Linked DNA regions of Homo sapiens: region 2 is linked to region 1. A link is an interaction called in ENCODE POLR2A ChIA-PET data of the cell type or tissue named here. Cell type or tissue: Caco-2. All regions are shown on one strand. Links, peaks and the distances in the headings refer to the core of each region. The heading gives the core; the rest is flanking DNA.

What was found. ChIA-PET counts read pairs that join two places held together with the same protein. Peaks named below come from ENCODE experiments on the same cell type or tissue, not always from the same donor. Only the 100,000 strongest peaks of a DNase experiment are listed, where the experiment ranks them.
Region 2: POLR2A ChIA-PET joins it to region 1 with 6 read pairs; 2 of 35 experiments call an interaction of 5 or more read pairs at or near these places.

Annotation. Positions count from the first base shown.
Region 1 is chr20:63,220,410-63,225,771 of GRCh38, reverse strand. No RefSeq gene overlaps it. Among named protein-coding and RNA genes, the nearest start is that of YTHDF1, 7.0 kb to the right of the region's middle. In Caco-2, for the core only: CTCF peaks have their summits at 2,043 (motif pointing left) and 2,247 (motif pointing left); DNase peaks (open chromatin) are centred at 2,241, 3,052, 3,336 and 4,769.
Region 2 is chr20:63,323,688-63,329,049 of GRCh38, reverse strand. It overlaps COL20A1 (collagen type XX alpha 1 chain), which reads right to left. Exons shown (of 36, transcript NM_020882.4): 28 at 3,556-3,609; 29 at 3,329-3,382; 30 at 2,901-2,954; 31 at 2,227-2,298; 32 at 1,063-1,098; 33 at 923-971; 34 at 552-719. Among named protein-coding and RNA genes, the nearest start is that of COL20A1, 33 kb to the right of the region's middle. In Caco-2, for the core only: no CTCF peak of the experiment used is centred there; DNase peaks (open chromatin) are centred at 3,009, 3,139 and 3,879.

The sequences.
Region 1 (5,362 bases), core at 124-5,123:
TTTGAGACCAGCCTGGCCAACATGAAGAAACCCCATCTCTACTAAAAATACAAAATTAGCCAGGCGTGGTGGCGCATGCCTGTAATCCCAGCCACTTGGGAGGCTGAGGCAGGAGAATCGCTTGAACCCTGGAGGCGGAGGTTGTGGTGAGCTGAGATCACGCCATTGCACTCCAGCCTGGGCAACAAGAGCGAAACTCTGTTTCAAAACAAAAACAAAAACAAAAACAAAAACAAACTCAGGACCCCAATTCACTCTGCCACAAGAAAAAAATTAAACTAAAAGCTAAGTCATGTGAGAAGCTGCCTTTCTTTTTGTTCCTAAGCAGGTAGTTACAGATAACAGGTGAAGCATCTCTACAGGAGACGTTCACCTTATTTCATACAAGTGCAGGTTTCCGAGCATGAGAGGAACACACAGCTGACGATTCCCCTGCCTGCTCCTCTTCTCTTGCAGCATGTGATTACCAAGGCCTCCCTCTTGCCCCTCCAGCCTGCTTTCCCCCCCTTTAAATGGTGGAGCCCTCAAAAGCATCTTTGGAGAAAGGCACAGACCACAGACTAAAAGGACATGTGACTCCATGTGCTTTTCTTCTAGGCATGTCCTTAACCTTGGCAAAATAAACGTCTCGATCGACTGAGCCCTGCCTCTCATGCTTTTTGGTTTACAGCTTCCTCCCCGAGTCTTAGGTGGAGCTCTCCAGAGCAGACCCCAAAACAAAAATGAGCAGTAGGTATGTTCCCGAGGGGTCACTGCCCTGGGCACCCCGCTGAGGGCCTCCCAGAGCCCAGGGACTCCCCAGGTATCCTGCCAAGGGGCCAGCATCCTGGCGCAAGTCCATCCCTCTGGGCTTTGGCTGCGGTGAGCGCTGGCTCCCAGCCAGCGCCTAGAGAGCCACAGGCAGAGTTGCAAGAGGCCAGCAGGGAGCGTCCTGAGAAGACCAGCGTGGGCCCAGAGCAGGCCCCACCACGGGCTTCTCCCCACCTGCTGGACTGGGCTGGGCTGGATGCTGACCCGACCATGGGTCTCAGTCTGGATGGTCAGCATTCCTCAGTGCCACGGCAGCTGTCTGGACCACACCTCCCGTGGCTGTGGCCCCACCTGGGTCCGTTAGTCTGATTTATTTTCCTGGCATGCCTGGCCCAGGCCTGTTGGGGGCAGGGGTGGGGAGAAGCTTATTTAGTACAGCTGTGCCTGGCTCCTTCCTGCAGCTTCCCAAGCCCCTGTGGCTTGTGAAGTTGAGCTGAGAGGCCACCTAGGGCCAGGGATGGACAGAAGGCCTGTATTAATGGGGAGGGCGGGAGGATGAGAGCAGCAGGCCTCTGTTCCCGCAATCCTGCAGAGCCCAGACATCCACCGAACAGCCCTGCTATCTGTGAGCTTCTGGGCATCATTTGAAAACATGAGATGCACCATCTCTGGCCCCAGATTCCAGCCTGGGAATCCAGGAGGTGGTTGAGTCAGCTTTAGGAAAGGCTAGATCAGGGAGCTCTGGGACCACAGGGAGGACTCTGGAGAGGGAAGGGGAAGCAAGAGGCTGCAAGAGGCAAACTGGACACTGCACTCTCCAGCTCCACACGCAGAGTGAGCAGGGCCAGTGAGCACTCCCCAGCTCCACATGCAGAGTGAGAGGGGCCAGTGAGCACTCCCCAGCTCCACACGCAGAGTGAGAGGGGCCACTGAACACTCCCCAGCTCCACGCAGCAGAGGGAGCAGGGTGGGTGAGCAGGTCTTAGGAGCTTGCCAACCTCGCAGAGTGCTAGGCACATGTGCAGCCATCAGGCTCACCTGGAGGTTTCAGGCTCAACCAGAGGCCTCCTGACCATGTAGGTCACCAACTCCACCCCAGACTACTTTGATTTCTCTGCTGGGGGTCGGTGGGGGGCAGAGGGGTGGACATGTGTGTTAATTAAAGCTTTCTGGGAGTGTGAAGGATCAGCGTTGAGTATCAGTGCCTGGAGTCTGAGCTTGGCCGTCAAAGACATTAGCCACTAGCTGCGTGTGTCTGCTGGAATTTAATTAAATAAAATTGAAAGGGCAGTTTCTCAATTTCAAAGGTTCAATAGCAGCACCTGCTGGACACAGCAGGCCACAAGTTACAGAATGCCCACCAGGTGGGGTGAGCCCCTCTGGCGCTCCCTTCCACATGCTGCCTCCCAGCTGGGGAAACTGAGGCAGGTCCCTGGGGAGCTGGAAGGTGCACACCAAGGACCTAACTCCTGATTCAGAGCTCCCTCTGCTGGACATAAAGCAGGTGACAGCACAGAGGTGACACCAGGGGCCTTGGAGCTGTCCCTACAGACAAGTGATGACCCAGTGGTCCCAGGTGTCCCCAGGGTGAGCATGAGATCTCGAGGAGCCACACGAAGCTTTGGAGAGGAGGTGAAGCAGGCGGCTTCAGGCAGAGGGAACAGCGTGGCCCTGGGGGATGTGCATGTGGCTGGCATCCTGGGGACTGTAGGCAGACAGGGGTGCAGAGGTGTGTGGGGCTAGCGCACGGGTACCTGGAGCCCCTGGTCCAAGAGGCGCTGGGAACAAGGGAGGGATCTGAGCAGGGCTGGACTGTCCAGACACACTCCTCCTCTGTGGAACTGTGGGCCAGGCCCGAGGTTCGTATGTTATGCTTGTCCCTATGGTCAGGACACTCAGCTGCAGGTGACAGAAACTCAAAGCTAAAAATGAAATGTATTGCTTCACCCAACCAAAAGCACAGAAGTGGACCATTTCAGACTCAGCTGGATCCTGGTGTTCAAGCATCTTCATTCACTTGCTTCTCCCTCTCTGGACTGGCATCAGGCCCAGGTGAGGCATCCATCCCCAACCACAGGGGTTGAGGAGGGGACGCCCTGAAAGAATATCAGGAATGTGGTCACTCAACTGAAGGGAGCTACATGCCGGGCAGGCCAGTAGAGTCACCCAAGACAGCTAGCAAGCCACGTGGAAGGGTGGGAGAGTCCAGGTGGCCTTCCTCATCCTGGGACAGGTGCTCCCCTGGGGAGAGGCTGCTGTTTGCAAGGGCAGATGAAATCAGCAGCGTCTTTTGCTAGCACAGTACTCAGCACCCGGCACGCCTCCCTGTAGCACCGCCCAACCCCAGGTCCTGTTCTCCAGAGCTAGCCCTGCCCATTCTCATTCCTGTCCCACCTGTGGCCCTCCCCAGGCACCTGGCCCAGGTAGATCCAGCCATTGTGGGGCCTCCCTTTCTGGGCCACCTGCAGCTCTAGCTGTGAAGCCTGAGCCTGCAGGTGCCTATCTGTGTCATCTGATCATGTTGGTTACTCTCTGGTCCCCCTCCTGGCATGGTTTCCTCCCCACTTTCTAGCCTGAGTCGTCCCCATGGTCCCCCTCTTTGAAGACCTCTGGTAGAGCCCCAGAGTCCTGGTGGCATCCAGGGACTCCTCTGGTGTCTTTCAGACCCAGGGCTGGCCTCATAGGATGTGACCCAAGCGGCCCCACACCCAGAGGGTGCTGTCGTCACCATCTTGATATTAACACTTTTGTCTGAATCTGTGTTTTGTGAGTGCCATCTGATGAGATGGTGGCATGCGCCTGCACTTGGGGTCTGGGAGCCTGGCTTGGCACAACCCTCCTCCCCCCACCCCCAGGAATGGTGTTTAGCCACCCAGTGACCCCTGCCAACCCTCATCCCAGCAGGGACCTGGGTGTGGGCACAGAGGGATCAGGGGCATGGCCCATGCATGGAGCCACAGGGACAGGTTCAGGTGCCTGTGAGAGTTTCCCCTCCCCTTGCCCAAGAGCACATGACGTTAAATAACAAATAAAAACACCATCACAGGTGCAGGGAGGGGCGCTGGAAGGAAGGAAAGAGCCTTCTCTTGCTGTTTGAACGAGGGCCCCGAATTTTCATCTTGCCCTGCTGGGACTCTGTCTGGCTGCCAGGCGAGGCCTCTCCTCACCAGAGCAGAGCCCAGTAAGCACCTCTTGTAGCAGAGCCTGCATTGTCTCACTGCTGAAGGTGTCCACGGAGGCGGGTGGTGCTGCAAGAGCAATGCAGTCCCTGCAGTCCCTGCAATCCCTGCAATCCCTGCAGTCCCTGCAGTCCCTGCAGTCCCTGCAATCCCTGCAGTCCCTGCAGTCCCTGCAATCCCTGCAGTCCCTGCAATCCCTGCAATCCCTGCAATCCCTGCAGTCCCTGCAGTCCCTGCAGTCCCTGCAGTCCCTGCAGTCCCTGCAATCCCTGCAGTCCCTGCAATCCCTGCAATCCCTGCAATCCCTGCAGTCCCTGCAATCCCTGCAGTCCGAAGCTACTGCGATGAGCAAGGCACGCTCACATCTGCTCCCTGAGCCTCCACCTTGGGGCTAACGGAGACATCGGCCCCAGAGCACCTGGCACTGGTACTTACAGGCAGATGACAGTTCTCTGCAGTGGGAGAAGAGGCTCTTGGCAAAGTGGAGTTAGGAGAGGCCCTGTTTCAACTCCTGGAAAAGCAGGGAGGGAGCTGAGGCCTGCAGACCAGCAGGACCGGGGCTAGGAGCTTTACTGTTCAGGCTGGGTTGCTGGCCCCTGGGGGATGTCATGCCGATGGAGCAGGGCCAAGGACAGGGCAGGTGCCAGGGCTCAGGACCAGGTGAGAGCTCAGGGAGCTGCCAGAGTAACTATGCGGCCTGGACACTTTCATTAACTTCTCAGAGGCTTAGCTGCTCCAGCAATCCAGAGTTGCTCTAACTCCCTCGGCTCTCTGGATGCAATGCAGAGCTTCCTTCCACGTGCTGAGCCGTCTTCCCTGTACCTGCACTCGGCAGTGGACACGAGGGGACCTGCTCAGGGACCTGACCTTCCAGTGGGCAGGCAGGTGTTGCTGTGTCCTGCCTCCTGCTGTCCATCCACCTGGGGCACCCTGCCCACCTGCCTGCATCCTCATTTGGTGAGTGCCTGCCTATCCTGAGTCTCTGGGCTCCTCTCTGTCCTGCCTCCATCACAGCTCAGATCTACAGTGACCCATCTACCTCTGCCTCCCATCTGGGTTGCAGGAGCAGCACCTGGCCTGTTCTGTCCCCGTGTGTGGAGAACAGCAGGTGCTCAGTGAAGCTAGATGAACCTTTGTAGGGCTATGGAAGGTCCCAGCACCAGGAGCTCTGCTGGGCAGGGGCCACCTCGTGCCCCCACGCCCCATACACATAATAAGTATGTGCTCAGTTCACACTTGTGGGGTGAATGGTCCAATGAGAAGCTTAGAGAGAGAAGGTTTGAAAACTGTAAAGTGCCGTGCATCATGGGAGGCACGTCAGCGCACTCCACGTCAGCGCACTCCACACACTCCACGTCAGCCCACTCCCCACACTCCACATCAGCGCACTCCACACACTCCTCCATGTCAGCCCACTCCACACACTCCACGCC
Region 2 (5,362 bases), core at 280-5,279, 100 kb before region 1:
CCGTCTGTTCTCCCCGTGGACGCCCCTCTCCAGCTCCAGCTCCCCGAATCAGCCTCTCCTCCATCTCAGCGTCCAAGTCATGACCCACCGCTGCTGCCTCAGAGGAGGAGGAGCACCAACAAGGTCACGGGAGCCTGCGACTGTGCGCTGGGTGGGGAGAGGCGGAGGAAGCAGCAGCCAGGAGGATAAGAGGGCGGGAGTGGGGAGGACAAGGAGGACAGGAGGGCGGGAGGGCGGGAGGAAGGATGGGAGGTAGGCTGGGCTCTCCTGTGTGGCCCTAAGCAGGCAGCTCATGTTTCCTGAAGACTGGGGAAGAGGTCATCTTGAGGGCCCTGGAAGGCCAGGCCGAGGCTGACCTCTTTGCCATGACTGGCTTTGTGTGGGCTCAGGGAAGCCCCGTGTCCTCACCCCAGCACCCCAGAGGCTGGACAGTGGCATCTCCAGCAGGAGCTGCTGTGCTGACACAGATTGAAGCCCCAGCCCCAGGACCAGGGGACAACCGGCGCCCCCACCGGCCACAACTCCCTCCCCAAGAGCCAGGAGCCCAGTACCTCTGCCCTCAAGGTGGCGGCCACCACGCCCCCATTCTCCAGGAACCAGGGCCTTGCTGCGGGTGCCAGGGGACCCCAGGGGCTCAGTGCCCGGCTCCAGCTTCTGCTCCAAGATGGGCATGGGGGGCCTGGTGTTCTCGTGGAAGGAGTCGAACTTTGACACGTGTGCTGTGGGGAGGAGGGGTGTCAGCAGGACACAGTGGGGACCCGGGGATGCGAGGCCTGTGCAGGCCACGCCAGGACACCTGGCCCAGGTGTGCTAACGATGGGTGAAGGCGGCCTCCCTCGGCCTGGCCAGTGTGAGGACAGACAGGTGTGGTAGGCACAGGTGCAGGGCTGCTGGCCTCACTCACTCTGAATGGCAGACTCACAGGCCTGGCTCACAAGCTGGTAGAGGGTGGCAAGGGACTGCGGCTCGCCCTGGAAGGGAAGGTGGTGCAGCTTTGGGACCCGTGTGGCAGGTGCCTTCCCAGGAGATCCCAAGTGAGCCAAAGATCTCAGCCTCACTTACCTTCTCTCCTCGTTCCCCTTTGGGCCCTGGCAGTCCCTGATGAGGAGGGGAAGAGAAAAGAAGTCAGCAGAGATGGCCTGAGACCACACGTGACAAGTGTGAGATGGCCCTGAGGTGGATCCTCACTCAGGCAGCCTGATAGCCACAGTGGCGGTGTGAAAGCCCCATCCCAAATTCCCAGATCCTAGGAGCCTGTGGTCCTCGCCTGCACCCGAGAGCAGGCATGTGAGAGGCTCGGTTCTGCAGCAGAGTCCTGAGTGGGGCTGGAACTTGTGCCACAAAGGACTTGCCTCTGGCTGTAGATTTTGTGCTAGGGGAGATGGCGGGTGTGGGACACTGCCCAGAGAACAGACCCCTCCCGGGCCCCGGGCCCGGGTCAGGCCTGTGCTGGCACTTCCCTGCCGTCTTCTGTCTTCTTCCACCTCCCCAGCTCCTTGGTGAACCTGGAGCCCACCTAAGGGGGGGCCCATGGAGCTGCTGAAGGCCAAGGCATCCCCCAGGGGACACTACACCCCCATCTCCCACGTCTGTCCCCCTACCCTCCATGGAGCCTGCCGCCCCACCACCTCCCCTCCACCACGTCTGTCCTGGGTGGGGTTGGGAGAGGTGCAGAACCAGCCCTTAGCTACACTCTCTTGTACTAGCACCAACACCAAGCTCCCAGCTCAGAACAGGCCTCCAACAACAAATGGGAAGTCCCTGAGTGGTCAATAGGAAGTCCCTGGGTGGTCAATAGGAAGTCCCTGAGTGGCCAACAGGAAGTCTCTGAGCGGTCAACAGGAAGTCCCCGGGCCGTCAACAGGAAGTCCCTGAGTGGTAAACACAAGTCCCTGGGCAGTCAACAGAAAGTCCCTGAGTGGTAAACAGGAAGTCCCTGGCAGTCAACAGGAAGTCCCTGGGAGAGCGACAGGAAGTCCTTGGGTGGTCAACAGGAAGTCCATGGGCTGTCACCAGGAAGTCCCTAGGGGGGTCAACAGGAAGTTCCAGGCCAGTAAACAGGAAGCTGTCAACAGGAAGTCTGTGGGCTGTCAACAGGAAGTCCCTAGGTGGTCAGTAGGAAGTCCCTGAGCTGTCAGTAGGAAGTCCCTGAGTGGTTGCATGTGGGGCTTGCACCCTTCGCTCCCCCACCTTTGGTTGGCTGGTGGGTGTTGGAAATGCACTTACTGTGGGCCCCACGGTCCCTGGAGGTCCTCGCTCTCCACTAGTGCCCCTGGCCCCTGCCATGCCCTGGAACCCCTGCATAGACACAGAAGTCAGGGTTTGGCTTGGGCCCCCAGCAAATCTGCTCCCACTTCAGCCCTGGTTCCCAGATGTCCCAGGGGCCCCCTGACCTGACAAGGGCGGTGGATGCCTGGCTGGCCCCAGCCTCCTTCAGGCCATTCCTCCGGCAGGTGGTGCCTCCCCTGCCTCCAGGCCCTGGCTCCCCATGCCCTGCACCCCTCCTCCAGCACTGTCAGCACGCTGCTCTAAACGTCCCCAGCTGTGCCAGCTGCTCCAGTGTGACTGCAAGTTGGGCTTCCCCTAAAGTGGCGCTTGCAGGGAGGCAACCTGGCCTGCCCAGCACTCAGCCCGAGGCCGATGCCAGGAGACCCCCCTCCAAGGTCTCCCAGGAACTGAGTCCTCAGCACAGAGCCCTCACTTGGGAGCATGCAGTGCTCCTGGGCAGACGCTCACCCACCCACAGGGCCCTGCAGAAAGTTCCAGCAGAAGTGAGGCCCTCCCAGGCACTTCCTGGGGTAACCTAGGGGTGGCAGCTGGTGTTCAGACTGGCCTCTGCCTGACCCCTGGAACACAGGAACCCTGGGTGGGGGTCGGGGTCATGGGAGGTCGGTGCCTACCCTGGGGCCAGGGGGTCCAGGCAGGCCAGCAGTTCCCTCCAGGCCTCTCATTCCCTGATGGCAAAGGAAGGCGCAAGCTGGGTGGGGTTTGTACCTGTACCCAGCCCTCCCATGGTGACAGCCCCCCAGCAGCACCCAACACACCCTGTAACCCAAGCAGCAAAGGTGAGGCAGCTGAGGCTGCCAGGCTCCTACCCAGCCACTCCCCCACCCACCCTGCCTCAGTGACAGCTCCTGCCTGGGGTGGGCTGGAGCTCTCCAGCCTTCTGGCCAGGCCACAGGCTGAAGGGGGTGGTGCAGCAGGTGAGGCAGGAGCCCAGGAGAAAGCACCTCCCCCTCCCTACCCCACAGCCTCCATCTCCAAGGCCCCCCGTCCCCAGGCCAGTCTCTACCACCCTGACAGAACCCTCCAAGCCCAGAGCCGGCACCTTTGGTCCCTGGAGGCCAACTCTCCCGGGGATGCCCTGGTGGCCGGGGTGGCCCTGGGAGAGAACAGAGGGGCCGGCCAGGCAGGGGCCAGGGTCACATCCAGAGGTGGCCCTGCCTGTGAGGCCTCACCCCCAACCCCTGTGCCCCCCAGGCACTCCCCATCTCCATCCCTGTCCTTCCCCCACCCCCACCAACCCCTGTGGCCCCCTGGCCCCAGCCACACTACCTGCAAGCCTGGAAGCCCATGGTCTCCCTTCTCTCCTTTGACCCCTGGTGGACCCTGGAGGGGGAAGATGGGCTGGACAGCGAAGCGGAGGGGGCACAGGGCAGGAGGGCAGGGAAGGAGTGACACCTACCACAGGCCCCTGGACTGCACGGCCCTGGGTCCCCGGCGAGCCCTGCTGGCCTCCAGGACCTTCTGGTCCCATCTGTCCGGGTGGCCCGGGCTCTCCCTGGAGACACAGGCAGCGGGTAGGGCCTGACAAGGTCACGCTTGCCACCCCTCCTGTGGCCCCTCTGGGTCACAGCCAGCCCTCCCAGCCCTCTGGGCATTCAGACCCAGACCGACATGGAGACACCTCCATTAAAGGAGCAGGGGCAGCCCCAGCACCCTCACTGCTCACCCTGGGAGGGTCTGGGAGAACCCACAGCAGGGGTCTGCAGAGCTAGAGAATGGCAGAGCCAAGCCTGTGAAGCCAGTTCCAACCAACCTCACCCCCAGCCCTCCCCTGCCCAACTCTGGGTTCTAACGGGGTGTGGGGGGCGCTGCAGAAATCACCGAGGAAAAGCCAGAGACCCCCACAGGCCAACTGTATGGAAGAGACAGAAAACTTTCTTAAGCCCTGGACCCCAAAACACTAGACTCAGGTTTTATGGGAAATCCAACCCTGTGGGGCAGAGGACACTGCTGCTATTTAAACTCAAATTATCTTTTGAACAAAGCAAACTGAGGTTCCAAACACTATAAAGAAAACTGTGACAGTCTTATTTAGAAGCATCAGTGCGAAATCCAAAACAAAATGTCAGCAAGCTGAGCTCTGCAGCACATGGCATGGATAACGAGAATTCAGCGACCACGTCAGATTTTCGACGGATGCAGCAATCATCCAGTATTTAGGGATATCCTACAATTAATAGCTCCAAGACGCACAGTCATTTCATTATGTCCATAACAGCACTAGAGCTTGTTTAATGTGCATTCTTGGTGTTTTAAATCTAATAAAAGAAGAGTGGATGGACTTCACTACCACATGACAAAATGCACCTGTCTCCGCTTCCAGGACAGCACTTTAATGGTCAAATGCTAGAAGCACTTCTGTTAGGCCAAGAAGAAAATGAGAGTATCTGCTACTGCCACTGTTCTCTGACAAAATTCTGGAGTATTCACCAACACCATTAGACAAGAAAAAGAAATTTGAGTGATCAAGACTGAAAAGCCGAAGGTGAAGTGTTTATTTGCAGGTGATGTCACTGTAAACCTGGAAAATCCAAGAAAACCACAAAGAAGATAATTGAGAAAGAAAACTGGGTACAAAAGTCATACACAGCGGTCACGGCCAGTGTGAAAATAATGAGGTAGAAGCTGTAATGAGAGAAAACACCTCACTTATAATAGCAACAAAAAAGAGGACATACGTAGGGATGAAGGAGAACCGAGTGGGTCTGTAGGAAGAGACCATCCCCACACTGTACTGAGGGCCACAACAGGCCCTGTGAACAAAAGGCAGGATGGCTGTGTTTTTGGATGAGAAGATTCAACATCATGAAGACATCATCTGTTCCCGAGTATATCTATAAAGCGAATGCAGTTCCAGTAAAAACACCAACTGAATTGTTTAGGTTAAACGGATAAGTCGATTCTACAGTTCACTGAACAATGAAATAAGCAAAGAGAGCCAGGAAAATTCTGGGGGAATAATACAAAAGAGGACCAGCCCATCTGGCATCGACATCTTAAAGAAATCTGTAATAATTTAAGCAGCACAGCCCTCGCCTGTGAACAACAGACACATCAACGGGACAGACTGGAGCAT